2 separate regions of the Homo sapiens genome follow, and region 1 is linked to region 2. A link is a loop called in an ENCODE intact Hi-C map of the cell type or tissue named here. Cell type or tissue: psoas muscle. All regions are shown on one strand. Links, peaks and the distances in the headings refer to the core of each region. The heading gives the core; the rest is flanking DNA. Region 1 overlaps PRPF3 (pre-mRNA processing factor 3). Region 2 overlaps SETDB1 (SET domain bifurcated histone lysine methyltransferase 1).

Evidence for each region. Peaks named below come from ENCODE experiments on the same cell type or tissue, not always from the same donor. Only the 100,000 strongest peaks of a DNase experiment are listed, where the experiment ranks them.
Region 1: a loop joins it to region 2, with 2.9 times the contacts of the local background. A loop is called at or near these places in 2 of 110 quality-filtered maps.

What each region holds. Positions count from the first base shown.
Region 1 is chr1:150,338,699-150,354,951 of GRCh38, forward strand. It overlaps PRPF3 (pre-mRNA processing factor 3), which reads left to right. Exons shown (of 16, transcript NM_004698.4): 9 at 1,700-1,779; 10 at 4,611-4,754; 11 at 5,464-5,563; 12 at 5,736-5,849; 13 at 7,320-7,438; 14 at 7,710-7,793; 15 at 10,459-10,520; 16 at 14,135-14,535. The coding sequence ends at 14,281. Among named protein-coding and RNA genes, the nearest start is that of RPRD2, 17 kb to the right of the region's middle. In psoas muscle, for the core only: no CTCF peak of the experiment used is centred there; no DNase peak of the experiment used is centred there.
Region 2 is chr1:150,940,191-150,955,497 of GRCh38, forward strand. It overlaps SETDB1 (SET domain bifurcated histone lysine methyltransferase 1), which reads left to right. Exons shown (of 22, transcript NM_001366418.1): 5 at 1,139-1,238; 6 at 2,373-2,498; 7 at 2,662-2,863; 8 at 3,730-3,803; 9 at 4,728-4,918; 10 at 6,696-6,822; 11 at 8,932-9,088; 12 at 9,177-9,335; 13 at 10,268-10,900; 14 at 11,175-11,291. Among named protein-coding and RNA genes, the nearest start is that of SETDB1, 21 kb to the left of the region's middle. RefSeq lists enhancers at 404-548, 3,919-4,063, 9,774-9,918 and cis regulatory regions at 476, 3,991, 9,846. In psoas muscle, for the core only: no CTCF peak of the experiment used is centred there; no DNase peak of the experiment used is centred there.

The DNA of each region.
Region 1 (16,253 bases), core at 1,491-9,490, 600 kb before region 2:
GAGACAGGGTTTTGCCATGTTGGCCAGGCTGGTCTCGAACTCCTGACCTCAGGTGATCCGCCCACCTTAGCCTCCCAAAGTGCTGGGATTACAGGCGTGAGCCACTGCACCTGGCCAAGCTCCTGCATTTGTAAGTGATGTATCATATATATAGGCTGTTTTTAGCTTTTGGGGTTAATGTAGGATAACCAGGGACACAATCTACAAAAGCAAAGTCTAGAATTCTTTTTGCTCTGTTACACATTGTTGCCTGTTTTTAGCATTATTTTCCTTAATTACATTCTTTTGCTACGTATTATAGGTGTTTACATTTCCTAAAGATCTCATTGTGATAGAGCAAGGATTATTAGTTGGTAGGTGAGATAATAGTAAATATAGCATATAAGGCTGGGCTCGGTGGCTGACACCTGTTATTCCAGCACTTTGGGAGGCTGAGGGCTGAAGGATTGCTTGAGCCCAGGAGTTAAAGACCAGCTTGGGCAATATGGTGAGACCTCGTTTCTACAAAGATTAAAAAAAAAAAAAAAGTAGCTGGGCATGGTGGCTTGTGCCTGTAGTCCTGGCTACCCAGGAGGCTGATGTGAGAGAATCACTTGAGCCCAGGAGGGTCTGTGCTGCAGTCAGCTATGATCATGACCACTGCACTCTATCCTGGACAACAGGGTGAAACTCTGTCTCAAAAAAAAAAAGGATATAAGACACATTTGAAGAGCTTTAAATATATCTGCTCCATCCATTTTTTTTTTTTTTTTCCTGAGACGGAGTTTCGCTCTTGTTGCCCAGGCTGGAGTGCAGTGGAGCAATCTTGGTTCACCACAGCCTCCGCCTCCTGGGTTCAAGTGATTCTCCTGCCTCAGCCTCCCAAGTAGCTGAGATTATAGGCATGCACCACCACGCCTGGCTAATTTTTGGTGTTTTTAGTAGAGACGAGGTTTCTCCATGTTGGTCAGGCTGGTCCCAAATTCCCGACCTCAGGTGATCCACCCGCCTCAGCCTCCCAAAGGGCTGGGATTACAGGCATGAGCCACCACGCCTGGCGTTTTTTTTTTTTTTTTTTTTTTTTAAGACAGAGTCTCACTCTGTTGCACAATCTCGGCTCGCTGCAACCTCTGTCTCCTGGGTTGAAGCAGTTCTTCTAGCTCAGCCTCATAAGTATCCGGGACTACAGGCAAATACCACCACACCTGGCCAGTTTTTATATTTTTAGTAGACAAGAGTTTCACTATTTGGCCAAACTGGTCTCAAACTCCTGACCTCAGGTGATCCACCTGCCTTCATCTCCCAAAGTGCTGGGATTATAGGCATAAGCCACATCACCTGGCCCTGCTCCATCATTCTGATACATGGCTTTAGTAGATTTTGTCTTAGCCTTTCGTTGCCCCTTCTTTGTCAGCCACTGTTCCAGGGACTTATTGTCACTAATGAGAGAACATAGCGTCTGTCAGCTGTGGCATGGTAGAAAAAAGGTTGAGAATGATTGCTGTGGAGAGTGTGTTCAACCATAGAGGGACTCAGTTTTCTCATCATGAAAATTATGTGTAATTTAACTATATATTTTAGGTACCTAAATGCTATTTTAGGTATATCAAGCACAAGAACCCATTATAGAGAGTGGGTTTTTTCATTGTATTTCTGAGACTCCTCTCTTAGAATCATCTCTACCCGCATATCGTGTTTTCTTTTCTTCCTACAATTTTAGTACAGAGGAAAATCCCAAGAGAGAAGATTATTTTGGAATCACAAATCTTGTTGAACATCCAGCCCAGCTCAATCCTCCAGGTAATGTATAGATTCCTGAATCAAGTCTCTAGAGCAGCATTACCCATTGGAAATTTATACAGTGAGGAACATGTTCTGTATCTATGCTGTTCAATACAATAGCCACTACCCATGTGTAATTCTTTTTTTTAATTCAGTTTTTTTCCTGACAATAGTTTGTTGTTTGACCAGTGAACATACATTTTAAGTGCATATTCCTGTGCTTAGAATTTCATGAGACAGCCAAGCATGGTGGCTCATGCCTCTAATCCAAACACTTTCGGAGGCCAAGGCAGGAGGATTGCTTGAGGCCAAGAATTCAAGACCAGTCTGGGCAACACAGTGAGACCCATCTCAAGGAAAAAAAATTTGGCTGGGTATGGTGGCTTATGCCTGTAATCACTGCACTTTGGGAGGCTGAGGTGGGCAGATTGCTTGAGCTCAGGAGTTCGAGATCTAGGCAACATGGCAAAACCCCATCTCTACAAAAAATAAAAAATCAGCCGGGCATGGTGGTGTGCATCTGTAGTCCCAGCCTCTTGGGAGGCTGAGGTGTGGAGGATGGCTTGAGCCTGGGAGGTGGAAGTTGCAGTGAGCTGAGATGGTGCTGCTGCACTCCAGCCTGGATGATACTGCCAGACCTTGTCTCAAAAAAAAAAAAAAAAAAAAAAGAAGAAAGAAAGAAAGAAAAAAACCCAAAATTTCATGAAGCTTTACATTTACAGTTCCCTGGTTGTTCCTAGGAAAGAGCCCTCAGCTTGCTCCTTTTATAGAACCACATGTTGTTGTGGCATCCACAGCTAAATGCAAATGCAAGAGCCAAACTCTTGGGTTGGTGTGTTATTAGATGCGATATGCTCCACTACCCACTGTGAGGGATGCTAATTCCAAAGGGCTTTTTGTTAGTTTCCCAAAGTTGAAACTGGGAAACAAAGTTGCTTCTATTTTTTTTTTTTTTTTTTTTTTGAGGAGGAGTTTCGCTCTTGTGGTCCAGGCTGCAGTGCAACGGCATGATCTCAGCTCACCACAACCTCTGCCTCCTGGGTTCAAGCAATTCTCCTGCCTCAGCCTCCTGAGTAGCTGGGATTACAGGCATGTGCCACCACGCCCAGCTAATTTTGTATTTTTAGTAGAGACAGGGTTTCACCATGTTTGGTCAGGCTGGTCTTGAACTCCTGACCTCAGGTGATCTGCCAGCCTTGGCCTCCCAAAGTGCTGGGATTATAGGTGTGAGCCACCGCGCCCGGCCTTTTTTTTTTTTTTGAGTTGGAGTTTCGCTTTTGTCACCCAGGCTGGAGTGCAATGGCACTATCTCCGTTCACTGCAACTTTCACCCCCCTGGGTTGAAGCTATTCTCCGGCCTTAGCCTCCGGAGTAGCTTGGATTATAGGTGCCTGCCACCACACCTGGCTAGTTTTTGAACTTTTAGTAGAGACAGGGTTTTGCCATGTTGGTCATGCTTGTCTTGAACTCCTGACCTCAAGTGATCTGCCCACCTAGGCTTCCCAAAGTGCTGGGTTTACCGGCGTGAGCCACCGCACCTGGCCCTAATTTTGTTTTCTACATTTGCCAGGTATCATTGAATGAGGGGGTTTAACAGCTTAAAGGAAAACAACTAAGAACACTACTTAAGAAAGATAAGAGGCCAGGCGAGGTGGCTCATGCCTGTAATCCCAGCACTTTGGGAGGCCGAGGCGGGCAGATCACGAGGTCAAGAAATCAACACCATCCTGGCTAACAAGGTGAAACCCCGTCTCTACTAAAAATACAAAAATTAGCCAGACGTGGTGGCGGGTGCCTGTAGTCCCAGCTACTCAGGAGGCTGAGGCAGGAGAATGGTGTGAACCCAGGAGGCAGAGCTTGCAGTGAGCTGAGATTGCGCCACTGCACTCCAGCCTGGGCAGCAGAGCGAGACTCCGTCTCAACAAAAGGAAAGATAAGAATGTTTTTTAAAAACATAGCCATATTGCCGGGCACCAGGCCTGAACTGATTTTAATCTTACTGATCCCTTATTAACGAGTTTTCTTCATTTTCTATTTAAAGTTTATACACACACACACACACACACATGTTTTTTGAAATGGAGTCTCGCTGTGTTGCCAGGCTAGAGTGCAGTGGCAAGTGGCACAATCTCGGCTCACTGCAACCTCCACCTCCCGGATTCAAGTGATTCTCCTGCCTCAGCCTCCCGAGTAGCTGGGACTACAGGTGCGTGCCACCACGCCCAGCTAATTTTTGTATTTTTAGTGGAGTCAGGGTTTCACCATGTTGGCCAGGCTGGTCTCGATCTCTTGACCTCGTGATCTGCCCACCCGTGCCTCCCAAAGTGCTGGGATTACAGGTGTGATCCACCGCACCTGGCCTCAATATATTTTTTACATAAAATGTTTATAATAGAGTTGGGTCTCACTTGGTTGTCCAGGCTGGTCTCGAACTCTTGGGCTCACGCCATCCTCCCACCTTGGCCTATCAAAGTGCTAGAATTACAGGCATAAGCCACTGTGTCCAGCCTAAAGTTTCTTTTAATGATATTGATATTTACCTAGGTTTCTTTAATATTTTTATTGCTGTCCGGGCCTGGTGGCTCATGCCTGGCCAACATGGTGAAACCCCATCTCTACTAAAAATACAAACATTAGCCAGGCATGGTGGCGTGTGCCTGTAATCCTAGCTACTCGGGAGGCTGAGGCAGGAGAATTACTTGAACCCAGGAGGCAGAGGCTACAGTGAGCTGAGATCGTGCCATTGCACTCCAACCTGGGTGACAGAGTGAGAGAGAGAAAAAAAAAAAATATATATATATATATATGTATTCTTACTGCTTTGGTATACTAATATCTCTGCCTGACAGTTGACAATGACACACCAGTTACTCTGGGAGTATATCTTACCAAGAAGGAACAGAAAAAACTTCGGAGACAAACAAGGAGGGAAGCACAGAAGGAACTACAAGAAAAAGTCAGGCTGGGCCTGATGCCTCCTCCAGAACCCAAAGGTGCATTTCTCAGTGGCCTCTTCTGTTAAAAAGAGTGGCAAGTTTATGTCTTTAATCCTGGAGGAACTTTAACATCTCTGTGTTTGAGTGATTTCTGTTTCTAAGAATTATTCTTGGGGTCCTTTTTCTCCAAGTTTTCTACCATCTTTTCATATTAAGATAGGTCAACACATTCATTATAGAGGCCATTTATGGCTTATTTTTAAGCATACTGATCATACAACACTCTGGTTTTCCTGGAAGAATACAGGTCTTGAAATTCATGGAGATAGTAGTTGCAGTATTTGCGTAGACTTTTTATGTACATAATTCTTAATGTTTTAATTTTTACAATGAAAGTACAGGATAAAAAACTTGACCCTGTAGTTACATTCTCGTTCAGCAGTATTTTGACTGAGCACTATTATTTATAAGCTCTTTCACTAGATGCTGTGATCAGTGTGAAAAATATGAAAGGAATTAAGTTCCACGTCCTTCATAAATTTTCAGATAATGTAAATGCATACCAATCTTCAACTTAATTGTGTGAACTTCTGCAAATGCTGAAGTGATTGGATGGGATTTTCAAGATAGGAGTTATTGGAGGAAGTGAGTTTAGAGCAGAGATTTGAAATAGGTAAATAATATGAATTGGTATGGAAGAAATAACAAGTTACTCCAGCTGGAGAAGTGACTTCAAAGACTGATTGTTGTCCTCTCTTCACTGCAGTGAGAATTTCTAATTTGATGCGAGTATTAGGAACAGAAGCTGTTCAAGACCCCACGAAGGTAGAAGCCCACGTCAGAGCTCAGATGGCAAAAAGACAGAAGTAAGTGCCATGGGATTGGGTGGAAACCTCGGGCAAGTACCTTTCCCAAACTCTTCTGGGGGGTCCATATTTGGAGGGAGGGGAGAGTTCTCCGTTGCTCTCTCTTTCCCTCAGCCCTGCCTCTGATCTTCAATGCCTTTCTCACTTGTGGATGTCCTTCCTGTCACGACAGAGCGCATGAAGAGGCCAACGCTGCCCGAAAACTCACAGCAGAACAGAGAAAGGTCAAGAAAATTAAAAAGCTTAAAGAAGACATTTCACAGGGGGTACACATATCTGTATATAGGTAGGTGTCCATACTGGGCCAAACTTCCCCTTAGAATTACTAAAACATTTTCCAAGTGCTTGAGGCAGAATCATTGTGGCCTAAAAGCATACCTAACACCAGTTCCTACTCTCTTTTAATGACCCTAGTGTGGATCAAGAGCTAGTAAATCTTGTAAAATAGCGAGAGTTAATGACTTATGTTTATGGTTACCCAGTTCTTCCCTCTCAAGTCTTCTTTTTTTTTTTACCAGAATATTAGTTCTGAACAAGTCAATATACTTGTTCAGGCCAAGATGTGAACTAAAGATTGTATGTCCTTTGAGAACTATAAAATATCATCCTATTTCTTTTTTTTTTCATCTTTTTTTTTTTAAATGGTCTGAGTTTGCTTCCAACATCCATGGAAGCATTACAAATTTTCTTTCCTCCGTAGTCATATCCTTACCCTGATGTATTGCTGTGTTTCATCCTCACTCCAAAATGCATTTTATATGTTGTAAATATTTTTCTACCTTTGTGTTGATTTAATGTTTTTATTCTTTTATGTTGAGTACATGTGTATCTTCTATTTTTAAAATGTGCTTATTTCTATTAACTAGTTCTTTATTATAAAAGTGGTACATTATCACAAAAATAGTGAATGCTTATTAAGATTTAAAAAATTGTCTGACAACACAGAAGAATACTTACTCAAAATGTCTCCTTTCTATTCTCTGATCCCTTAGAACCACTCTCTTTAGGTAATTGCTATTAACAGTTTTTCACATATCCTCCTAGAAAATTTTCATGCCTATATAGTGATCCTATATATATATTTTATTTATTTATTTATTTATTTTGAGACGGAGTTTCAGTCTTGTTGCCCAGGCAGGAGTGCAATGGCGCGATCTCAGCGCACTGCAACCTCTGCCTCCCAAGTTCAAGCAATTCTCCTGCCTCAGCCTCCTGAGTAGCTAGGATTACAGGCACGCACCCCCACGCCCGGCTAATTTTTGTATTTTTAGTAGAGATGGGGTTTCACCATGTTGGCCAGGCTGGTCTTAAACTCCTGACCTCGTGATCTGCCCACTTTGGCCTCCCAAAGTGCTGGGATTACAGGCATGAGCCACCGCACCCAGCCAAGTAATCCTATATTATAAGAGTCTAAGGGTCTAGAGGACAAAAAGTCTGTAGGTCTTTACATTGTCAAGAACAATGAGATTGTAAGTATTTTTGGATGATAGTAAATACCTCTCCCTGACTCTTAGAGTAAACTTTGGTTAGTAATGTAATGGTTAATGTAAAGTGCTAGACTTTGAAGAAATGTAAGAGTGTGGAAATATTTCTAGACTCATCAACTCTACCTTTTAAGCATTCATCTATTTGTTTACTCCAGAGGCCTTTGTTTATAGAGAGGAAACCATTTTGGATTCATCTTTTTACTTGCCACTCCATTCAGGCAGCTGCTGATGCTAAAATGGAAGACATAACTAAACTTTCCCTTCTCCAGAGTTCGAAATTTGAGCAACCCAGCCAAGAAGTTCAAGATTGAAGCCAATGCTGGGCAACTGTACCTGACAGGGGTGGTGGTACTGCACAAGGATGTCAACGTGGTAGTAGTGGAAGGGGGTGAGTCTGAAAAACTTGAGGGAGACTGTCCCCAGACAACCCTAGGCTTAGAGTGATTAGCATTGTGGGGAGAAAGGAGAAAAAGATCGTATTTTAGTGCCATACCTGATATAATATGCTAGGTCTCTGCTTCTGTGTTTTTTGGAGTAGAAGGCCCTAAGATGTGGTTCCTGAGATTGCTTCAACTACCACATTAATGTCTGAGCTCAGAGGTTCTTTCTACCCCATCATCTTCCACAGTTCTGGCAAAATTATTCTTCTCTGTTTCCAGGCCCCAAGGCCCAGAAGAAATTTAAGCGTCTTATGCTGCATCGGATAAAGTGGGATGAACAGACATCTAACACAAAGGGAGATGGTGAATGGGGGTTAGAGGGGATTAAGGGGGAGAGCTATGGGAGGTGGGGATGGTGCATCTGTCCGTTCATCTTATTTCCTCCCTGTGACACTCTTGATAACACTAGATAGTGTTCAGGAATTTTAGAAAGACCCGTTTAGACTTTGAGCCTCCTAGACATTCATACAATATTTACTACATGATTATATGCATGAATGGTAAAGCTATTTTTTTGCCTATCATTTAAGGCTTTTCTACCAGCTGGTTTCTGTGTCTGTCCTGGATCTGAGTACCGGTTACATGAATTTATTCAGTATTTGAAAATTCAGCAAGCAGCTAGGCATGGTGGCTCATGCCTGTAATCCTAGCACTTTGGGAGGCTGAGGCGGGCAGATTGCCTGAGGCCAGGAGTTCGAGACCAGCCTGGGCAAACAACGTGGTGAAACCCCATATCTACAAAAAGTACAAAAATTAGCTGGATGTGGTGGCACACACCTGTATTCCCAGCTACTCAGGAAGCTGAGGTGGGAGGATCACTTGAGCTTGGGGAGGTCGAGGCTGCAGTAAGCTGTGATCGTGCCACTGCAATCCAGCCTGGGTGACAGAATGAGACCCTGTCTCAAAAAAAAGAAAAAGCAAATCTAGTAAGCTATACATTCATGTGTACAGTGTCTATATTATATTATTATTTGATTTTTTTTTTTTTAAGGATTGAAGCCAAAAAGATCTTCAGGTCAAAAAAGCTCTGCTTTGATCAAACTATTTCTTTTGTCTGATATATATATATACACACATACACATACATACACACACACACACATACATACACACATGTACACACACATACACATACACACAATACACACACATACATGTACATGTACATACTCACACATATGCTCTTCAACTTAATGATGGGGTTAGTTCCAATAAACCTGAGATAAATTGAAAATATTGTTAAGTCAAAAATGCATTTAAGGCCAGGCACGGTGGCTCACACTTATAATCTGAGCACTTTGGGAGGCCGAGGCGAGCAGATCATTTGAGGTCAGGAGTTCGTAACAGCCTGGCCAACATGGTGAAACCCCGTCTCTACTGAAAACACAAAAATTCGGGGCGTGGTGGTGGACCTCTGTAATCCCAGCTACTCGGGAGGCTGAGGCAGGAGAATCGCTTGAACCTGGCAGGCGGAGGTTGCAGTAAGCTGTGATCGCACCACTGCACTGCAGCCTAAGCGACAGAGCAAGACTCCATCTCAAAAAAAAAAAAATGCATTTAATACATCTGACCTACAGGACATCATAACAGCCTAGCCTTCCTTATACTTTCTCAGAATACTTAGATTAGCCTACAGTTGGGCAAAATCATCTAACACAAAGCCTATTTTTATCTCATGTAAGAGTATTTTACTGCATATTGCTAGCCCAGGAAAATCTCAAAATTTAAAATTTGAAGTACATTTTCTACTAAATATTTATCACTTTCACACTATACTCAAGGCAAAAAATTGTAAGTCAAGGACTGTCTGTCTATATTTGAAGGCCAGACATTCTTCTGGCCATCATACTCCCATTAGTGTTCATTCTTCTCATCTTTGAACACCTGGATTAGCATTTAAAATCTGCAGAGAGGCCTGGTGTGATGGCTTATGCCTGTAATCCCAGCACTTTGGGAGGCCGAGGCGGGTGGATCACCTGAGGTCAGGAGTTTGAGACCAGCCTGACATGGTGAAACCCCGTCTCTACTAAAAAATACAAAAATGAGCTGGGCGTGGCAGCGTGCGCCTGTAATCCCAGCTACTCGGGAGGCCTAGGCAGGAGAATCACTTGAACCCAGGAAGCGGTTGCAGTGAGCTGAGATCATACCACTTCACTCCAGCCTGAGTGACAGAGCAAGACTCCGTCTCAAAAAAATAAAAATATAAATAAAATCTGCAGAGAGTTCATCTTAAGATACCTGAGAATAAAAAATATTTTGTTCTACACGTGCATTTTTTTTTTTTTTTTTTTGAGATGGAGTCTTTGCTCTTTTGCCCAGGCTGGAGTGCAGTGGCACCATCTTGGCTCACTGCAGCCTCCGCCTCCCAGGTTCAAGTGATTCTCCTGCCTCGGCCTCCTGATAAGCTCGGATTACAGGCACCTGCCACCACACCTGGCTAATTTTTGTATTTTTAGTAGAGATGAGGTTTCGCCATGTTGGCTAGGCTGGTCTCAAACTCTTGACCTCAGGTGATCCACTCACCTCAGCCTCCCAAAGCGCTAGGATTACAGGCGTGAGCCACCACGCTGGCCGATAATTTTGATTTGGTATATCTGCCCTCCTCCTCCATTGGGTGAAAGTTTTTTGAGAGTAATATATGATGTTGACATATGAAGCCTGCCTCCCAAAGTGCCTAGGACAAGTTTTTATTCTTGACTGCTTGTCTTTTATTTCCTTATTCCCAGTACCTGGTGGAGCTCTTGATTCATAACAAGTGCTATGTAAATGCTAATTGTATCAATTAATATTACTGCCTACTTGGAGCTTCAAGTCTAATTTGGGGAAAATAAAGAGCAACAGAAAAGAGAACACTTGGTCCAACACATAAAAAGGGTGATAATATTTTAGAGAGTTTGGGTAGACTTGAATATTATTTGTTTAGAACCTGAATCTCAAGTCTAAGTCTGTAACAAGATTTCTCTTCCAGATGATGAGGAGTCTGATGAGGAAGCTGTGAAGAAAACCAACAAATGTGTACTAGTCTGGGAGGTAGGTGATCCTTTGTAAAACATTGTAAAACTTTAGCCAACTCCTGAATATTTATACTATTTGAGTGGAGCAATGGAATGTAAGATGTAATCAGTGAATAATGTTTTAAATAATTTATGTTTCTTTTTGGAATCCATTTTTAAATGGTTGGCAGTAAATTCTTCCTGATCATCTGTTTAATTAAATTCGTGAGTATTTAGTATATGCTATCTGGGGAAGTGCGTGGACAGTGCTGCTGGTAGCAGGAATACAAATTCTCTACCGAAAATTATTTATTTCACAGTCATGAATATGAGACTTGGAAACGGGAATGAATTGTTGTTGGATTTACCTTTGGATATAGTGAAGGAAGTACTAGACTTAAGAATATAAAGTTAGGAGGCTGGGCAGTGCTGCTTATTAGCTGTGCAATCTGGGCAAGACACTTAATGTCAAATTCTGTTGCCTTAGCTATTGTTCTCTATATTGTCAAGTTTTTGAGAATGAAATTAGATAATTATGTGATAGTGCTTCATAAAATGTGACTGAATCACTCTTCAAGTGGAATATTTTTTATGGTTATCTAGTTCTTTAACCCCTGAAGCCTTCTTAGAGAACCAGTATTAAAACCAGTATTAATGTTTTCATGTTTGCTTTTAGGTATAGTACATGTATATCTTTTTTTGGGGGCGGGGGGGCGGGGGGCGGTATGGAGTTTCGCTCTTGTTGCTCTTGTTGCCCAGGCTGGAGTGCGATGGCGTGATCTCGGCTCACCGCAACCTCTACCTCCCAGGTTCAAACGATTCTCCTGCCTCAGCCTCCCAAGTAGCTGGGATTACAGGTGCACGCCACCATGCCCGACTAATTTTTGTATTTATAGTAGAGACAGGGTTTCTCCATGTTGGTCAGGCTGGTCTTGAACTCCCAACCTCAGGTGATCCGCCTGCCTCGGCCTCCCAAAGTGCTGGGATTACAGGCATGAGCCACTGTGCCCAGCCCCTCCATTTCTTTTTTTTTTTTTTTGAGAGAGTTTTGCCCTTGTTACCCAGGCTGGAGTGCAATGGTGCAATCTCAGCTCACCGCAACCACCGCCTCCTGGGTTCAAGTGATTCTCCTGCCTCGGCCTCCCGAGTAGCTGGAATTACAGGCATGAGCCACCACGCCTGGCTAATTTTGTATTTTTAGTAGAGACGGGGTTTCGCCATATTGGTCAAGCTGGTCTCGAACTCCTGACCTGAGGTCCGACTGCCTTGGCCTCCCAAAGTGCTGGGATTACAGGCATGAGTCACTGCGCCCGGCCATATATCTTCTATTTTTAAAATGTGCTTATTTCTAGTATATGTGCTGCTGAAGCGAGCAGTAAAATGTGCTTATTTCTATTAATGAATTCTTTATTATAAAAGTGGTACATTATTACAAAAGTAGTAAATGTTTATTAAGATTAGAAACAAATTCTAATTATACAGAAGAGTACTTACTGAGACCCAGCACAGTGGCTCACGCCTATAATCCCAGCACTTTGGGAGGATGAGGTGGTTGGATCACTTGAGCTCAGGAGTTCAAGACCAGCCTGGGCAATATGGCGAAACCCCGTCTCTACAAAAAATACAAAAATTAGCCTGGCCTGGTGGCGTCTGCCTGTAGTCCCAGCTACTTGAGAGGCTGAGGTGGGAAGATTGCTTCAGCTTTGGAGTTTGAAGCTGCAGTGAGCTGTGACTATGCCACTGCACTCCAGCCTGGGCACCAGAGTGAAACCCTGTCTTAAAAAAAAAAAAGAAAAAGTCTCAGGCCAGGTGCAGTGGCTCATGCCTATACTCCCAACACTTTGGGAGGCTGAGGTGGGCGGATTACGAGGTCAGGAATTCGAGACTAACCTGGCCAACATGGTGAAACCCAGTCTCTACTAAAAATACAAAAATTAGTGGGGCGTGGTGGCCAGTGCCTATAATCCCAGCTACTTGGGAGGCTGAGGCAGGAGAATCGCTTGAATCTGGGAAGCGGAGGTTGCAGTGAGCCGAGATCGCACCATTGCACTCCAGCCTGGGTGACAGTGCGAGACTGTGTCTCAAAACAAAAGTCTCTTCCTATTCGCTGATCTCTTCAGACCAGTCTTTATAGGTAATTGCTATTAATAGTTTTTCTTCTGAAGGAGCAATCAAAAAATAAAAATTAAAAAAAAAGGTTTTCATGTATCCTGCCTTATCCCAGATTCTTCAATTTATGCATACAAATTAGATGATAATAACCATAGTATTTGTTCTCTGTTTTATAAGTTCCCACCTGCATATTTGTTATCTTTTTTTAATCAACTTTTTTTTTTAGAGATAGGGTCTTGCTCTATTGCTCAGGCTGGTGTGCAGTGGCGCAGTCATAGCTCGCTACAGCCTTGAACTCCTAGGGACAAGCAATCCTCCAGTCTCAGCTTCTCAAGTATCTGAGACCTCAGGTCCACACCACTGTGCCTGGCTAATTTTTTTTTTTTTTTTTTTTTTTTTTAGAAATGGATCTCACTATGTTGCCTAGGCTTGTCTTGAACTCTTAGCCTTGAGTGATCCTCCCACCTCAGCCTCCCAAAGTGCTGGGATTATAGGCATGAGCTACTGTGCCCAGCCCTACCTTCACATATCTCAGCACCCTCATCTTTCAATTTTCTTCTATTTATCTCTGAAGAGTACTTACTGAAAAAGTCCCGGCTTCTTAGAGAACCAGTATTAATGTTGTAGGAATTTAGTTTTCAGGAATTGTCTCTCATGTTCAGAAATAAGCCAAGTTCTGCTCCAGCCTCCTTATTGGAGTCTACTCCCTGAACGCCTCTTGAGGTATTGCTTTATGACTGCCATTGCTGCTGGTAACTTTGGCAAGAATGCCATTCTGCCCAGTACTGTCTTTTTCTGTTGTAATTCTCTGCTGGTACCTGCTCTTCTTCTGTTCCCCGCCCCCAGTTGTTCTTTGTTGCTGGGCCCCAAAGCCTCCTGCTTATATAAATAGTTTCTGGGGCCTTTTTGAAGGCTCAGATTTAGTCCTTAAGGCCTGGTAGGAGATAAGTTTATCTCATTCCACCTTCCATAGTTCTTCCTGACTTGCTGTTCCACCCAGGCACCAGAGCAAATAATTCCTCACTTCATTTCAAAAAACTAAAAGCCTTATGCATATGAATTCGTAAAATCTCATACAAATATCCAAGGAGGCCGGGCGCGGTGGCTCACGCCTATAATCCCAGCACTTTGGGAGGCTGAGGCGGGAGGATCACGAGGTCAGGAGATCGAGACCATCCTGGCTAACACGGTGAAACCCCGTCTCTACTAGAAATACAAAAAATCAGCTGGGCGTGGTAGCGGGCGCCTGTAGTCCCAGCTACTCCAGAGGCTGAGGCAGGAGAATGGTGTGAACCCGGGAGGCGGAGCTTGCAGTGAGCCGAGATCGTGCCACTGCACTCCAGCCTGGGCGACAGAGCGAGACTCTGTCTCAGAAAAACACAAATATCCAAGGAAATGGAGGTCACAATTTTTTTTTAACCATAAAATCACGTTCAGCTGGGCACATGTCTCACAAATGTTACTAGGTCTTCTTATAAAAGAATATTATCTGATTTAAATAAGAAATTGAAGTGTTTTTATTATATATCTCTTTTCTAGGGTACAGCCAAAGACCGGAGCTTTGGAGAGATGAAGTTTAAACAGTGTCCTACAGAGAACATGGCTCGTGAGCATTTCAAAAAGCATGGGGCTGAACACTACTGGGACCTTGCGCTGAGTGAATCTGTGTTAGAGTCCACTGATTGAGACTACTGCAAGCCCTTGCCTCTCCTCCCTTGCCTTTGTCTCTTCAGTCCTCTCACTTATTCTATTTCCCAACCCCCTCCCACTTGTTTGTGTGATCTCAGAACTGTGCCAAGCAGACACTGGGACAAAGGGAGAATATCTTGCTCCCCTCCTGAGTCAGCCTGGTGTTGCCCTTTATTCCCCTTATGTGCATATGATTAAAGAGTTATTTTTAAACTTGGTGTGATATTTTTCACACATTCGTAAGTATTAGAGTTTGGGTCTACAGGTGATCTTTTTTCCGGACTTTTAGCAATTGCTGTGGAAAAAAACATTTTTTGTCATTGACATTTATTTATATATATAAATGGATGAATGGATGGATGGATAGATGGATGTGTATTTTTGAAGTCTAGTGGAAATGTTTGATCTCATCCTGGAGCTAGAATGATAAATACTGTTTTCCTGGAGCAGAATGAAGCAGGGAGATGTGTAAAGTGGTAAGGGAGGAAGGAGGGACAAATGAGTATCCATCCCTTAACCAAGAGAATCACCAGGTTAGACAGATTACCTCAGGACTTGGCTAAGTAGTCTTTCCAGGAAATCAGTTCCTCTAAGGGATGCATATGTGGGAATGTGTGTTGTGGGTGAAATGGACACAGGGAAAGTCCAAGGAGGATGCTATGGGTCAGTTTGTAAAGTGGAATAGGATTTAAGAATTTAGCCCATTTTGTCTCTTTTACTAGTTTAAAAATCCGCTTCTAATAGAAATTGTGTAGTTTTTTTTTTTTTTTTTCTATCTATGAATCCGACTACATGTGGGTGGTTTTATTTCAGCATTTAATGTTTCTGGTTTGATTTTAGGAGTATTTGAAGTCCAAAATTTTTACCATACCTATCCTTCCGTTTCATATTGCCTCTGTTGGGAATGGATCAAACAAGTCAATAGAGCTCCCATACCTTCTTGCTAGGTGGAGCATGCTATGAATTGGTATTGGAGAATGGATGTTTGACAAAAAGTTAAAACATTCTGTGTTATAAAATTAACCCCCTTTAAAAAAAAAAATCTGTATTTCAGGTCCTGGTCAGAGTTCCAACTTTAAGGTAGTATTAGGGAGCACTACCATCAAGGAGGTGGGAAGAGATAGGGGACCACACAGGGCTTTGAGGTAAAACTAGTGCAACTTCTCTCCTTCTTAATTTTAATTTTTTTTTTTTTGTTTTTTGTTTTTAGACCGAGTCTCGCTCTGTCGCCAGGCTGGAGTGCAGTGGTGTGATCTCGGCTCACTGCAACCTCCACCTCCCAGGTTCCAGCAATTCTCCTGCCTCAGCCACCCGAGTAGCTGGGACTACAGGCGCACGCCACCACACTCAGCTAATTTTTGTATTTTTTAGTAGAGATGGGGTTTCACCATATTGGCCAGGCTGGTCTCAATCTCCTGACCTCGTGATCTGCCCACCTCGGCCTCCCAGAGTACTGGGATTACAGGTGTGAGCCACCGCGCCTGGCCTGATTTTAATTTTTTTGAGCTCCAGCTCAAAGGATTCTCCTTTTTTAGAGATAAGCAAGCTGAGCTTGGTGGCTCCTGCCTGTAATCCCAGCATTTTGGGAGGTCGAGGCAGGCAGATCATCTGAGGTCAGGAATTCGAGACCAGCCTGCCCAACATGGTGAAACCCCATCTCTACTAAAAATACAAAAAATTAGCTGGGTGTGGTGGTGGGCACCTGTAATCCCAGCTACTTAGGAGGCTGAGGCAGGAGAATTGCTTGAACCCAGAAGGCGGAGGTTGCAGTGAGTCAAGATCGTGTCACTGCACTCCAGCCTGGGCGACGAGAGCAAAACTCCTTCTCAAAAAAAAAAAAAAAAAAGGCCAGGAGTGATGGCTCACGCCTCTAATCCCAGCACTTTGGGAGGCCGAGGCGGGTGGATCACGAGGTCAAGAGATTGAGACCATCCTGGCCAATATGGTGAAACGCTGTCTCTACTAAAAA
Region 2 (15,307 bases), core at 402-8,401:
TTAGCAGTGTTTGCTAGGTAAATTAATCAAGAAAAGCTTCCTAACATTGAAACGTTGATTTTTGAACTAGGTTTCTAAGCAAGGGCAGCTTTGGGCTGGGCACATTGGCTCACGACTGTAATCCCAGCACTTGGGGAGTTTCAGGTGGGTGGATCACCTGAGGTCAGGAGTTCAAGACCAGCCTGGCCAAAATGGCGAAACCCCATCTCTACTAAAAAAATATAAAAATTAGCTGGGCATGGTGGTGCATGCCTGTAATCCCAGCTGCTTGGGAGGCTGAGACAGGAGAATCAGTGGAACCCAGGAGGCAGAGGTTGCAATGAGCTGAGATCGCACCACCGCACTCTAGCCTGGGGGACAGAGCAAGACTCTGTCTCAGAAAAAAAAAAAAAAGAGGCTAGGCGTGGTGGCTTACGCCTGTAATCCCAGCACTTTGGGAGGCTGAGGCAGGTGGATCACCTTAGGTCGGCAGTTCAAGAGCAGCCTAACCATGGAGAAACCCCATCTCTACTAAAAACACAAAATCAGGCTGGGCACAGTGGCTCACGCCTGTAATCCCAGGACTTTGGGAGGCTGAGGCGGGTGGAACACGAGGTCAGGAGTTTGAGACCAGCCTGGCTAACATAGTGAAACCCTGTCTCTACTAAAAATACAAAAATTAGCTGGGCATGGTGGCACGTGCCTGTAGTCCCAGCTGCTTTGGAGGTTGAGACAGGTGAATCGCTTGAACCCGAGAGGCAGAGGTTGCGGTGAACCTAAATCATGCCATTGCACTCCAGGCTGGGCAACAGAGCCAGACTCCATCTCAAAAAAAAAAAAAAAATTAGCTGGGCATGGTGGCGCATGCTTGTAATTCCAGCTACTCCGGAGGCTGAGGCAGGAGAATCGCTTGAACCCAGGAAGTGGAGGTTATGGTGAGCCGAGATTGTGCCATTGCACTCCAGCCTGGGCAACAATAGCTAAACTCCATATCAAAAAAAAAGAGTAAGGGCAGCTTTGCCAGATAAAGTAACCATAAGCTTCCAAACATAACTCACTCCATTTTGTTTTGTGAAATACAAGTTGTTTCTTATTCTGAAGTTATTTGTAACCCATGCTACTGTTTCAAAACTTGTTTTCCTCATCCCCTTTTCTACAGCTCCGTGAAGCTATGGCTGCCTTAAGAAAGTCAGCTCAAGATGTTCAGAAGTTCATGGATGCTGTCAACAAGAAGAGCAGTTCCCAGGATCTGCATAAAGGTTAGGGTCAAGAAATACCTGGGTACAGATGGGAGGTGAATTCTTACAGAGATTTTGTCTTAAGTCTTATGTCTGCTAATTGTTTGTGACATGCCAGACTCAGTATCCTTAGTAGTTATGAAATCCCAGTTACATTGATGGTGATTTTTCCAGTCTGTGATGGTTTTATCTCAATACCTCTTTAGCGTCCTACATTTAGGCTGTTTCCATCCTCATGACTGCTTCCAGGTGGAGATTAGGGAGAAGAGAATCACTCAGACTCTTGTTACAAAAAGGTTTGAGGCCAGGTGTGGTGGCTCATATCTGTAATTCTAGCAGCTTTGGGAGGCTGAGGCAGGAGGATCACTTGAGGCCCAGCATTAAAGACCAGCCTCGGCAACATAGTGAAACCCCATCTCTACAAAAAAAAATGTTTAAAAATTCTCCAGATGGGCCAGGCACGGTGGCTCACGCCTGTAATCCCAGCACTTTGGGAGGCCGAGGTGGGCGGATCACAAGGTCAGGAGTTCGACACCAGCCTGACCAACATGGTGAAACTCTGTCTCTATTAAAAATACAAAAATTAGCCAGGCGTGGTGGCGCACGCCTGTAATCTCAGCTACTCAGGAGCCCGAGGCAGGAGAATCGCTTGAACCCGGAAGGTGAAGGTTGCAGTGAGCCGAGATCATGCCACTGCACTCCAGCCTGGGCAACAGAACGAGACTCCATCTCAAAAAAAAAAAAAAAAATTGGCCGGGCACAGTGGCTCATGCCTATAATCCCAGCACTTTGGGAGACCGAGGCAGGCGGATCATGAGGTCAAAAGATAGAGACCATCCTGGCTAACATGGTGAAACCCCGTCTCTACTAAAAATATAAAAATTAGCTGGGTGTAGTGGTGCCACCTTGCGTGCCTGTAGTCCCAGCTACTCGGGAGGCTGAGGCAGGAGAATCGCTGGAACCCAGGGAGGCGGAGGTTCCAGTGAGCCAAGATCGCACCACTGCACTCCAGCCTGGTGACAGAGTGAGACTCCATCTCAAAAAAAAAAAAAAAATTACCCCACTTTCCCTAATTACCATACTACCCTCTTTACCTTCCCGTTCTCTACCGAATCTATGTCATAACTCTTGAGAATAACTTTGCTTCTTCTATAGGAACCTTGAGTCAGATGTCTGGAGAACTAAGCAAAGATGGTGACCTGATAGTCAGCATGCGAATTCTGGGCAAGAAGAGAACTAAGACTTGGCACAAAGGCACCCTTATTGCCATCCAGACAGTTGGTATGTGCAAACTTGGAGGAACCACTCCTGAAAGGCAACCTGCACCCTCCACTGCTGATTGTTTCTTTTCCCCATAACCTTCCCATTTGTCTCTCACATAGCAGCCTGGATTTATACAGAAACTGGCAGTGTTTAAAAAGATTTATCTTTCCCTTTTACTCAGGGCCAGGGAAGAAATACAAGGTGAAATTTGACAACAAAGGAAAGAGTCTACTGTCGGGGAACCATATTGCCTATGATTACCACCCTCCTGCTGACAAGCTGTATGTGGGCAGTCGGGTGGTCGCCAAATACAAAGATGGGAATCAGGTCTGGCTCTATGCTGGCATTGTAGCTGAGACACCAAACGTCAAAAACAAGCTCAGGTACCTGGACAGAGGACTGTAAAGGGGTAGAGGCTGGGAGCACAGCACCTGCCCTGTTCGTGCCATAGACCAGATACCACAATTAGCTTTTGTCTTCTTAGTCCCCAGTGGACTGAAACCCTTACTCTTTCTTTACCACAGGAGTCATGTGGGTGATTCTTTCTTCCTCTTTCTCCTCCTGTTTTTTTTCCTTTTCTTTCCTCAAAGAGAAAACTAGGAAGAGAATAATGAGGATTGATTAATGGTCAGGGGAATACAATTCACACAGAAGAAAGAAATGGAGACTAAATGGTTATTGGCAGCATAGGAATCTGATAGAGGAAAAAGAATATATGTTTTTTGGCCGGGCCCAGTGTCTCATCCCTGTAATCTTAGCACTTTGGGAGGCCAAGGCAAGTGAATCACCTGAGGTCAGGAGTTCGAGACCAGCTTGGCCAACTGGTGAAACCCTGTCTCTACTAAAAATACAAAAATTAGCTGGGTGTGGTGGCGCATGCCTGTAATCCCAGCTACTTGGGAGGCTGAGGCAGGAGAATTCCTTGAACCTGGGAGGCAGTGGTTGCCATGAGCCGAGATTGCACCACTGCACCCCAGCCTGGGCGACAGAAGGAGACTCCGTCTCAAAAATATTTATATGTATATGTGTTTTTTTAAAAGTAGGGAGGTATTGGTTAAATTAAGGGAGAACTCCTAACTCTCAAGTTGAGAAGAAAGAAAAACAGGAAGAAAGTAGTGGACTGGATTGTCTTCCCTGGAGTGCATCGTGTTGTGATCCAGAGAAGTAGAAGCTATGATAAAATAATTTCTGTGGATCATGTTAAATATCATAACCCCCAGATCTTTCTGCTGTCACTCTTCTTTTATAGGTTTCTCATTTTCTTTGATGATGGCTATGCTTCCTATGTCACACAGTCGGAACTGTATCCCATTTGCCGGCCACGTGAGTGTTTCTCCCTTATTCCTTAGCTCAGTTTTCTCCTCTACCTTGTATTTCTTCTTAGGACATCCAGTTGAAAAGCCCTAGTGTTTTTGGTATTTCAGTCTCAAAGAGCATAAGTTTGGTTGATGTCTTTTGCTCCCAAAGGTCAGTTTGCTCCCAAAAGAGATACAGTTTTATTGTTCATCTCCAGGACTGGGTCTTTGTAGACAAAGAGTGAGACACTAGAAGATCATGAATGGCCTTGAGTAGACTGCTCACGTTATAGATGTGCTTCAATTTCATTTCTAAGTGAGTTACGTTGGAAAAGGTGTTACTTCTTTCCTAGTGTCATACTGCACCTAACATTTGTATAAATGTGTAGTCTGCATAATGCTTTCCACAGAAGCTGTGTTAGATGGAACCTCATAGTGTCCACTATATTTGTTACCCTGGCTTGGGAGCAGACTCCTATGGAAACAATCATTTTTAACTGCAGAAGAATCAACTAACACTTTTGTTTACACATAACATGACAGTAAACACATTCTGAGTCTCTTAAAAACCTGATAGAGAATGAGAAGGAAGGACTAATTTTTTTCATTTCATGATGCCACCTGATCTTTTTAAATTTACCACTAGACTGATCAACAAGTGAGCAAGAATTTCCACTTGAATTTTCCAGAGGAGAAACATCCATTTGTGTAAAATAAGTGAATCACCTATATTGTACATTTCTTATTTAGTATTTACTTGATTTGTAAGTATGTACAGTTTGTACATTAGGTTTATTACTTAGGTGGTCTTGGCTTTGCTTCCCTTGAGGTTCTGATTTTACTTTTTCTCTCCTTTTCAACTTAAAAAGTATCAAATGTCTCCTGGCCAAGTCTTTTCCCTATCAAGACATGCCCTACCTGCCCTCTCAGTTCTACTTCTTCCTTGAAACAGTGAAAAAGACTTGGGAGGACATAGAAGACATCTCCTGCCGTGACTTCATAGAGGAGTATGTCACTGCCTACCCCAACCGCCCCATGGTACTGCTCAAGAGTGGCCAGCTTATCAAGACTGAGTGGGAAGGCACGTGGTGGAAGTCCCGAGTTGAGGAGGTGGATGGCAGCCTAGTCAGGATCCTCTTCCTGGTACTGTTCTTCTCTACAATTTTGGAGGCAGAGGTTGGTGGGGGGGGAACTTAAGAAGCAGTAATGAGGATGGTTTTATAGCTATTCCATAGCCTTCCTCTTTCTTATCCTCGTATGTGTTCTCACTGTTTTTGGTCAAATTTTACTTTGCCCTTTTTGTTGTTCCTCTGCAGGTCATTGTTGAAAATAAATTATCTGAATTATAATACGAATCTGCATGGTTTTGATTTATTTATTTTTTTTCTTTAGGAGTATTCACATTGTGTGTAGGTACAGAAAGGGCAGCCAATTCCATTTTTCCAGGGTTAAGGTTTTAGTAGGATAGTGGGACGAAGAAGAGGGATCAAGGAGTCCTGATTATCTTTCAAGGCTCAGTTTAACTCTTAGGTATTTTGTACTCATCCTTTTCTCCCTTCTCTCTCCCTTCTTAGAATCATATTTCTTATTTTTAAAAGTTTTAAAAACATTTTTTAATACTGCTGCTTGCAGAACAAGGCTACCTGATAGGCAGTGTGCCCAGAGTAGCCAGAAGAAATTAGAAGTTATATTTCTTCTTGGTGTTACCTCAGCCCGTTACTTCTAAGGCCTTATGATCCTTATCATGCTTTTTGTTTGGTGTTTTGTTTTGTTTTCAGACGGAGTTTCACTCTTGTTGCCCAGGCTAGAGTGCAATGGCACGATCTCGGCTCACTGCATCTTCCGCCTCCTGGGTTCAAGTGATTCTCCTGCCTCAGCCTCTCGGGTAGCTGGGACTGGCTAATTTTTTGTATTTTTAGTAGAGACGGGGTTTCACCATGTTGGCAGGCTGGTCCCGAACTCCTGACCTCAAGTGATCCACCTGCCTTGTCCTCCCAAAGTGCTGGGATTACAGGCGTGAGCCACCACGCCTGGCCTGTTTTGTTTTGTTTTGTTTTGTTTTGTTTTGTTTTTTGAGACAGTCTCACTCTGCCACCCAGGCTGGAGTGCAGTGGTGCAATCACAGCTCACTGCAGCCTCAACCTCCAGGGTTCAAGTGGTCCTCCCACATCAGCCTCCCAAGTAGCTGTGACTACAAGTGCATGCCACCACACCTGGCTGATTTTTGTATTTTTAGTAGAGACGGGTTTCGCCATGTTGCCCAGGCTGGTCTCGAACTCCTGAGCTCAAGCAGTCTGTCTGCCTCATCCTTTCGACATACCAGGATTATAGGTGTGAGCTATTGTGCCCAGCTGTCATACCTCTTATACTCAGTATAGATATCTGTTGCTCCTGTAATTCCTTAAACAAGGAGTATATATTTTTCATTGTTGTGTTCCTGATACCCATCATGGATCCTGGCACATACTTTATTAAGTAGATAAGGAATTTTTTTTTGGGGGGGATGGAGTTTCGCTCCTGTTGCCCAGGCTGGAGTACGATGGTGCAGTCTCGGCTCACCACAACCTCCGCCTCCCTGGTTCAAGCAATTCTCCTGCCTCAGCCTCCCGAGTAACTGGGATTACAGGCATGCGCCACCACACCCGGCTAATTTTGTATTTTTAGTAGAGACGGGGTTTCTCCATGTTGGTCAGGCTGGTCTTGAACTCCCAACCTCGGGTGATCCACCTGCCTCAGCCTCCCAAAGTGCTGGGATTACAAGCTACAGGCGTGAGCCACTGTGCTTAGCTTAGACTAAGGAATTTAAGGCTCATCAGGGAGGATTCCCAGAGGTGACACATGGTATATATCCTCTACACAGGACAGGATAGATTCTAGCCTTTAAGCTATTTCCCTTCATTCTTTTCTCTCAATTCCCCAGGATGACAAAAGATGTGAGTGGATCTATCGAGGCTCTACACGGCTGGAGCCCATGTTCAGCATGAAAACATCCTCAGCCTCTGCACTGGAGAAGAAGCAAGGACAGCTCAGGACACGTCCAAATATGGGTATGTCCTGAAAGATTCCTGGAGGAAGGAAGAAACAGGCCAACCAGCAAAGGAGATTATATACAATGGCTATCCTTTGATTAGCATGGTTACACTGTATACTCATTGGAAACAGGATATGTGCCCTGAGTTGTTTCCAATCATGGTGATCAATTTGTGCTGCTGCTTCCACATGCTGTGGCTCTAATTTGTTCTAAACAACCACATAAAAATCTGAAACAGTTGGCTTTAGGTTAGGGTGATAGTAGTTACCCTCTGTTATCCACATGAGAATTGTCAGTTTTGTGTGTTATCTATGGTTAGTTTTTTCTTTTTCTTTTTTTTTTAAATAGACCCGGGGCTTGATATGTTACCCAGGCTGGTCTTGAACTCCTGGGCTCAAGCTGTCTACCTGCCTCGGCTGCCCAAAGTGCTAGGATTACAAGTATGAGCTACCACATCCAGCGTATAGTCAGTTTTCTTTAAAACCCAGACCTGGCCAGGCACAGTGGCTGACATCTATAATCCCAACACTTTAGGAAGCTGAGACAGGTAGGTGGTTTGCTTGAGCTGAGGAATTCAAGACCAGCCTGGGCAACATGGTGAAACCCTGTTTCTACAAAAAAACACAAAAATTAGCTGGGTACAGTGGCATTAAGCTGTAGTCCAGGCTACTCAAGAAGTTGAGGTGGGAGGATCAATTGAAGCCAGGAGGTCGAGGTTGCAGTGAGCTAGATCGTGCCACTGCACTCCAGCCTGGGTGACAGAACGAGACCCTGTCTCAGAAACAAACAAAAAACAGATTTGGTTTTCTTTTTTAATATTACTGTCATACTTTCTGGTTGATTTTTCCTGCCAAAATTAGTTGGTTAAAGAATATATTTCTGAAAATATTTCCCCAAAGTATAACATAATTAGGTAAATCATCTGAGATAGGAAGATATAAAGTCTTATCTAAGGCCCAGCATGGTGGCTCGTGTCTGTAGTCTCAGCACTTTGGGAGGCTGAGGTGGGAGTATCACTTGAGGCCAGGAGTTGGAGATCAGTCTGGGCAACATAGAAAGACTCTTATCTCTTAAAAAAAAAAAATGCTGAGTGTGGTGGTGTGCACCTGTAGCCTTAGCTACTCTGGAGGCTGAGGCAGGAGGATTGCTTGAAGCCCAGGATTTCAAGGTTACAATGAGCTAAGGTCACACCGCTGCACTTCAGCCTGAGTAACAAAGTGGAACACTGTCTATAAAAAGAAAAAAAAGAGGCTACTCTGCCGACAGAGTAGCAATTTTTTTTTTTTTTTTTTGAGATGGAGTCTGGTTCTTTTGCCCAGGCTGGAGTGCAGTGGCACCATCTCAGCTCACTGCAACCTCCGCCTCCCGGGTTCCAGCAATTCTCCTGCCTCAGCCTTCCGAGTAACTGGGGTTACAGGCGACTGCTACCATGCCAGGCTAATTTTTGTATTGTTAGTAGAGACGGGATTTCTCCATGTTGGCCAGGCTGGTCTTGAACTCCTGACCTCAGGTGATCTGCCCGCCTCAGCCTCCCAAAGTGCTGGGATTAAAGGCATGAGCCACCGCGCCTGGCCGTTATTCTTTTATTCCTTTACTTTGTGAATAAACTTGCTTTCACTTTAATAAAAGAAAAAGTATTATCTAAGTCAAAAAACAATGTATGCCAGCGTCCATGCCAGTCAATAATGGGAACTGAGAGTCTAAGCACTTACTCAAAATGTGTCCATTGCTGCTTTTTTTTTTTGAGACGAAGTCTTGTTCTGTTGCCCAGGCTGGAGTACAGTGATGTGATCTCGGCTCACTGCAACCTCCACCTCCTGGTTTCAAGTGATTGTCCTGCGCCTTCCGAGCAGCTGGAATTACAGATGTGCACCACCATGCCCATCTAATTTTTGTATTTTTAGTAGAGACGGGGTTTCACCATGTTGGCCAGGCTGGTCTCAAACTCATGACCTCAAGCAACCTGCCCACTTCGGCCTCCCAAACTGCTGGGATTACAGGCAAGAGCCACTGCGCCCAGCCATTGCTTCCTTTTTATATTGTATAAGTTAAGGATCAGATGTGTGACTGAATACAAGCGTCATAGCTATCATCTTCTCAGTGCTCAATTTCCTTTTTCCTATAGGTGCTGTGAGGAGCAAAGGCCCTGTTGTCCAGTACACACAGGATCTGACCGGTACTGGAACCCAGTTCAAGCCAGTGGAACCCCCACAGCCTACAGCTCCACCTGCCCCACCTTTCCCACCTGCTCCACCTCTATCCCCCCAAGCAGGTGACAGTGAGTGAGTGTTATTCTTTCTTTTTCTTCAGTTTCTTTCATATTATATTTTCCACATCCCTTACTATATGCCCTCTTCTCTAATCTCCTAGAAGCTTGGAAAGCCAGCTTGCCCAGTCACGGAAGCAGGTAGCCAAAAAGAGCACGTCCTTTCGACCAGGATCTGTGGGCTCTGGTCATTCCTCCCCTACATCTCCTGCACTCAGTGAAAATGTCTCTGGTGGGAAACCTGGGATCAACCAGACATATAGGTGAGAAAATCTGAGGCTCTCTGTAGGCAGGATAGCAATGAGTGGTCACTGTGTAGGGGAAGGTTCCTTGGCTGTAAGCGAAGGGCTTAGTTTAAGCTTATGATAGTGAGGAGTTTGGACTTGAAAAGGAAGCTTTACCCATAGAAGTTCCTAAGAAATAGAAAGTAAGAATAATTGAATTGGAAGCTGGGTGCTTGGAAATATGGTATCATCTGAAAGCCATTTGTTAAAACTTCTTGTTGAACATGGTGCCATCATTGCTAAAATAGAAAGGAAACACCACAGCCTCTTTCCTTGGAGTTAGTAAGGACATTTTTAGAACACGCAGCAGACCAAAAAAACATTGGTAGAAGACTGGATTCTACTTCCATAATTCACAGGCAAATACATTTTAGGAAAAGGTATACTGTTGAAATAGAGATGTTAGGCCGGGCGCGGTGGCTCATGCCTGTAATCCCAGCACTTTGGGAGGCCGAGGCGGGTGGATCACCTGAGGTCGGGAGTTCGAGACCAGCCTGGCCAACATGGAGAAACCCTGTCTCTACTAAAAAATACAAAATTAGCCAGGCGTGGTGGCGCATGCCTGTAATCCCAGCTACTCAGGACGCTGAGGCAGGAGAATCGCTTGAACCCAGGAGGCAGAGGTTGTGGTGAGCCAAGATCGTGCCATTGTACTCCAGCCTAGGCAAAAAGAGCGAAACTTGTCTCAAAAAAAAAAAGAGAAATAGAGATGTTATCAGTCAGTGAAGAGTAACCAGGGAGTTTCATTGTCCAGGTTTGGTAGGGCAAGGGAAGATCTTTCTTGAATCATCTTTAGCTTCAGGAGCACAGCTGTTTGAAAGATGAGAGAAATGGCTTAGCTACCTGGAGGGTTAATTATAAAACAGAGGTCCTGTTGCCTTCCGATCTGATCACTTGCATCTCATTTGCAGATCACCTTTAGGCTCCACAGCCTCTGCCCCAGCACCCTCAGCACTCCCGGCCCCTCCAGCACCCCCAGTCTTCCATGGCATGCTGGAGCGGGCCCCAGCAGAGCCCTCCTACCGTGCTCCCATGGAGAAGCTTTTCTACTTACCTCATGTCTGCAGCTATACCTGTCTGTCTCGAGTCAGACCTATGAGGAATGAGCAGTACCGGGGCAAGAACCCTCTGCTGGTCCCGTTACTATATGACTTCCGGCGGATGACAGCCCGGCGTCGAGTTAACCGCAAGATGGGCTTTCATGTTATCTATAAGACACCTTGTGGTCTCTGCCTTCGGACAATGCAGGAGATAGAACGCTACCTTTTCGAGACTGGCTGTGACTTCCTCTTCCTGGAGATGTTCTGTTTGGATCCATATGTTCTTGTGGACCGAAAGTTTCAGCCCTATAAGCCTTTTTACTATATTTTGGACATCACTTATGGGAAGGAAGATGTTCCCCTATCCTGTGTCAATGAGATTGACACAACCCCTCCACCCCAGGTGGCCTACAGCAAGGAACGTATCCCGGGCAAGGGTGTTTTCATTAACACAGGCCCTGAATTTCTGGTTGGCTGTGACTGCAAGGATGGGTGTCGGGACAAGTGAGTTGGTGGGGGGAATTGCTGCCCCTGCTTCCAACTTTGTTATGGTGTCTGTTTCACCTCTTCCTTTGCCTTGTATCTGTACTGCTTTCCCCATCTTCCTTTACCTCCTCCCTCACCTGGAACTCCTGCTATAAGGCCTCCATGAAAGCTATGAGGTAGGGAGGCTGGAGTCTGACATGGCCACACTGAGCAACCTTGGGTACATGTGTATTGTGTTATTTTTGTTCTCTGATCCCCCCGCTCCTTTCCTTTATTTCCCTCTGTCATATAGGTCCAAGTGTGCCTGCCATCAACTAACTATCCAGGCTACAGCCTGTACCCCAGGAGGCCAAATCAACCCTAACTCTGGCTACCAGTACAAGAGACTAGAAGAGTGTCTACCCACAGGGTAAGTGGTCAAGGAATGGCACAGTACCTCAGAGAGACTGAGGAGCATGTTCTTGTTTTTCTGTGCTTATAGAAATCATCAGAAATCTAAAAATTGGAACCAAAAATAGAATACCAGATGAGGCATTTTATTAATTAGATCTTATTTCATGACTTCCAAAACACATTTTTTTTCTTGGACCTTCCTTGAAATGAAGACATAGAATGATTGAATAGTATCTAGCAATTTTCTGTTGCAAAAAAAGATTATCTTAATTTCATAGCTAAATGAATGTCTTAACAGATTGTGATTTACACTTGTAAGTGAAATGTGTTCAGAGAGGAGAAGTAGGCAGGGACCTGATTACATAGGGCTTTGTAAATCAGAATGAAAAAAGTTAGAATCAGGCTGGCACAGTGGCTCACACCTGTAATCCCAGCACTTTCGGAGGCCAAGGTGGGTGGATCACCTGAGGTCAGGAGTTTGAGACCAGCCTGGCCAACCTGGTGAAACCCTGTCTCTACTAAAAATACAAAAATTAGCCGGGGGTGGTGGCGGGTGCCTGCAGTCCCAACTACTTGGGAGGCTGAGGCAGGAGAATCGCTTGAATCCAGGAGGCAGAGGTTGCAGTGAGCCAAGATCATGCCACTGCACTTCAGCCTGGGTGACAAGAGCGAGACTCTGCCTTAAAAAAAAAAAAAGAAAAGTTAGAATCAAATTCATGGTGCTCTTACAGGATTTTAAGCTGCCAAGTGATGTGACCTGCCTTTTTCAGATTACTCTGGCTTCTTTGTAGATCATAGGTCTTAGGATGGCAAAAGTAGATTTTGGAAGACCAATTAGGAGATCGTTATAGGAGTACAGCAGAGAGAGACATTGTTGCAGCTATGACTTGCAATAGAATGGAGGTGATAGTAGAGGTAAGAAGGATAGATTTGGGCTGTATTAATAGGTAGAGCTACAGAATTGGATAGATTATGGAGTGGGGGGAAAGAGTAGAATCAAGGACAATTCCTAAATTTTTGGCTTGAGCATCTTAGTGGTTGTTGGTGCTTTTTACTGAGATGGAAGACCGAAGGAGTAGTAGGTTTGAGTGAAATTCAGTTTTTGTTTTGGCCATGTTAAGTTTGAAATGCCGCCGGGCGCAGTGGCTCACGCCTGTAATCCCAGCACTTTGGGAGGCTGAGGCGGGCGGATCACCTGAGGTCGGGAGTTCAAGACCAGCCTTGACCAACATGGAGAAATCCCGTCTCTACTAAAAATACAAAAAAAAAAAATTAGCCGGGCATGGTGGCGCATGCCTGTAATCTCAGCTACTCGGGAGGCTGAGGCAGGAGAATTGCTTGAATCTGGGAGGCGGAGGTTGTGGTGAGCTAAGATCGCACCATTGCACTCCAGCCTGGGCAACAAGAGCGAAACTCAGTCTCAGAAAACAAAACAAAACAAAAAGTTTGAAATGCCTGTCAGGCAATCCAAGTAGAAATGTCAAGAAGACACTGGGATTTCTGGAGAGAGTGGGATATAAAAATTTAGGAATCATCAGCACAGGAGTATTTAAAGCCTGAATAAGTTCACCTAGAGACAATGTTGATAATAGAGAAGGCGGCTCAGGAGTAAGCCCTGGGTGCCCCAACATTTAAAGGTTGAGCAGAGGAGGTGGAACCAGCATGAGGTTGAGGACAGCTACTGAGGAGGGTGAGGCCGAAAGATTACTTGAGGCCTGGAGTTTGAGACCAGACTGGGCAACATAGTAAGACCCTGTGTCTAAAAAAAAATTGTTGGGGCTGGGCGTGGTGGCTCACGCCTGTAATCCCAGCACTTTTCGAGGCTGAGGCAGGCAGATCACTTGAGGTCAGGAGTTCAAGACCAGCCTGGCCAATATGGTGAAACCCCATCTCTACTAAAAATACAAAAAACTTGCCAGGGATGGTGGCGAGCACCTGTAATCCCAGCTACTTGGGAGGCTGAGACAGGAGAATCACTTGGACCCAGGAGGTGGAGGTTGCAGTGAGCCAAGACCGCACCATTGCACTCCAGCCTGGGCAAGAAAAGCAAAATTCTATCTCAAAAAAAAAAAAAAATTGTTGGCCATGCGCGGTGGCTCATGCCTGTAATCCCAACACTTTGGGAGGCCAAGGTGGGTGGATCACCTGAGGTCAGGAGTTCAAGAACAGCCTGGCCAACATGGTGAAACCCCATCTGTAATAAAAATACAAAAATTAGCCAGGCGTGATTGTGCACGCCTGTAATCTCAGCTATTTGGGAGGCTGAGGCAAGAGAATCGCTTGAAGCTGGGAGGCAGAGATTACAGTAAGCTGAGATTGCACCACTGCACTCCAGTCTGGACAACACAACAAGACTCCGTCTCAAAAAAAATGATTTAAAAATTAAAAAAAAAATTTTTTTTTTTTTTAGATGGAGTCTTGCTCTGTCGCCCAGGCTGGAGTGCAGTGGCGTGATCTCAGCTCACTGCAAGCTCCGCCTTCCGGGTTCACGCCATTCTCCTGCCTCAGCCTCCCGAGAAGCTGGGACTACAGTCGCCCACCACCACGCCTGACTACTTTTTTGTATTTTTAGTAGAGACAGGGTTTCACCATGTTAGCCAGGATGGTCTCTATCTCCTGACCTCATGATCCGTCTGCCTCAGCCTCCCAAAGTGCTGGGATTACAGGCGTGAGCCACCGCGCCCAGCCTAAATTATTTTTTAAAAAATTAGCCGGGCATGGTAGATGCATGCCTGTAGTCCCAGCTACTTGAGAGGCAGAGGCAGAAAGATCACTTGAGCCCAGTAGTTCAAGGCTGCAGTGAGCTATGATCACACCACTACACTCTAGCCTGGGGTGACAGAGCATGACTCTTATCTCTAAAACAAGAGGAGGACAACAAAAGAGTGGGGTATAGCATGGTAAACTGGTATATATAAACACGTGAACTAATAAACCTAGTGATCAGAATACATAATTAACAGAACAGAGGAGAAAAGCATCAGTGAAATAATTCAGAAAGTGTCCCATAATTGAAGGATCTTTGTTTCTGAATTGAAAGGGCCAGTTAGGTCCCAACATAATGAAGGATAAAGGTAGGTTCCCATTAAGAGACATTATCATAAAATGTCAGAACACTGAGGGAAAAAAAAATCCTAAAAGCTTCTAGAGAAGAGAAATAGAACACGTTAAAAAATAGACTTGAAATGACTTCAGCCTTCCCTGAAAGTAGCACTAGAAGCTAGATAGCAATTGGAGAATCTGTTCAGAATTCTAAGGGAAAATTATTTCCAACCTGGAATTTTAAACTCGGGCAAACTATCAATTTGGTGTTACAGTAGGCTAAATACATTTTTTTAGACATGCAGTACCTCAGAGTTTTTCATCATTCCCCTTCTCAGAAAGTTTCTGGAAATATTTGCAAAAATGAGAGGGAAAGGCAGGAAAGGGGAAGACAGGTGACAGTGCAGTGAAAGAGGCTTCCAGGCTGACAGCTGTGTACTAGGCATAGAGAAGAGCCACTGCAGGAGCAGGTCAGATGCTGTAGGAGCGACTTCTTCAGGAAAATTGGTTTAACAGAAAACCTGAGGTGCCTGAATACATTCAGAGGAGATCGAGACTACTGGGGAGATCATAGGATGAATTTGTACTGATAACATTGAAAAACTAAACAAAGGAATAGACAGTTGTTTAGTTGCATTGCTGTATCATGTATGTTTTAATTATTAACAAAATTTTGAATCTAACAATAGCGTTTAGATTTGATAATGCTGGGTGGTACATGAGTGTTCATATCTTTTTTACACGTTTGAAATGTTTCATAAAAATATTTTCAAATAATCACAAATAATATATCACTCCCCTGCTTAACTCTATAATATAGTCCCTCTGCTGTTTGGATTTTATTCTGACTCTTAACCTTAGGTTATATATTTGGCCCTTTCCTGTCTCCCTCCAAAGTCATTCCAACCACACTGATATTTTTCAGTTCCTGGATCCAGTTCAACCAGTGTTTTCCAGCCTGCCTCTGGAGACTTGCACATGCTGTGCCTT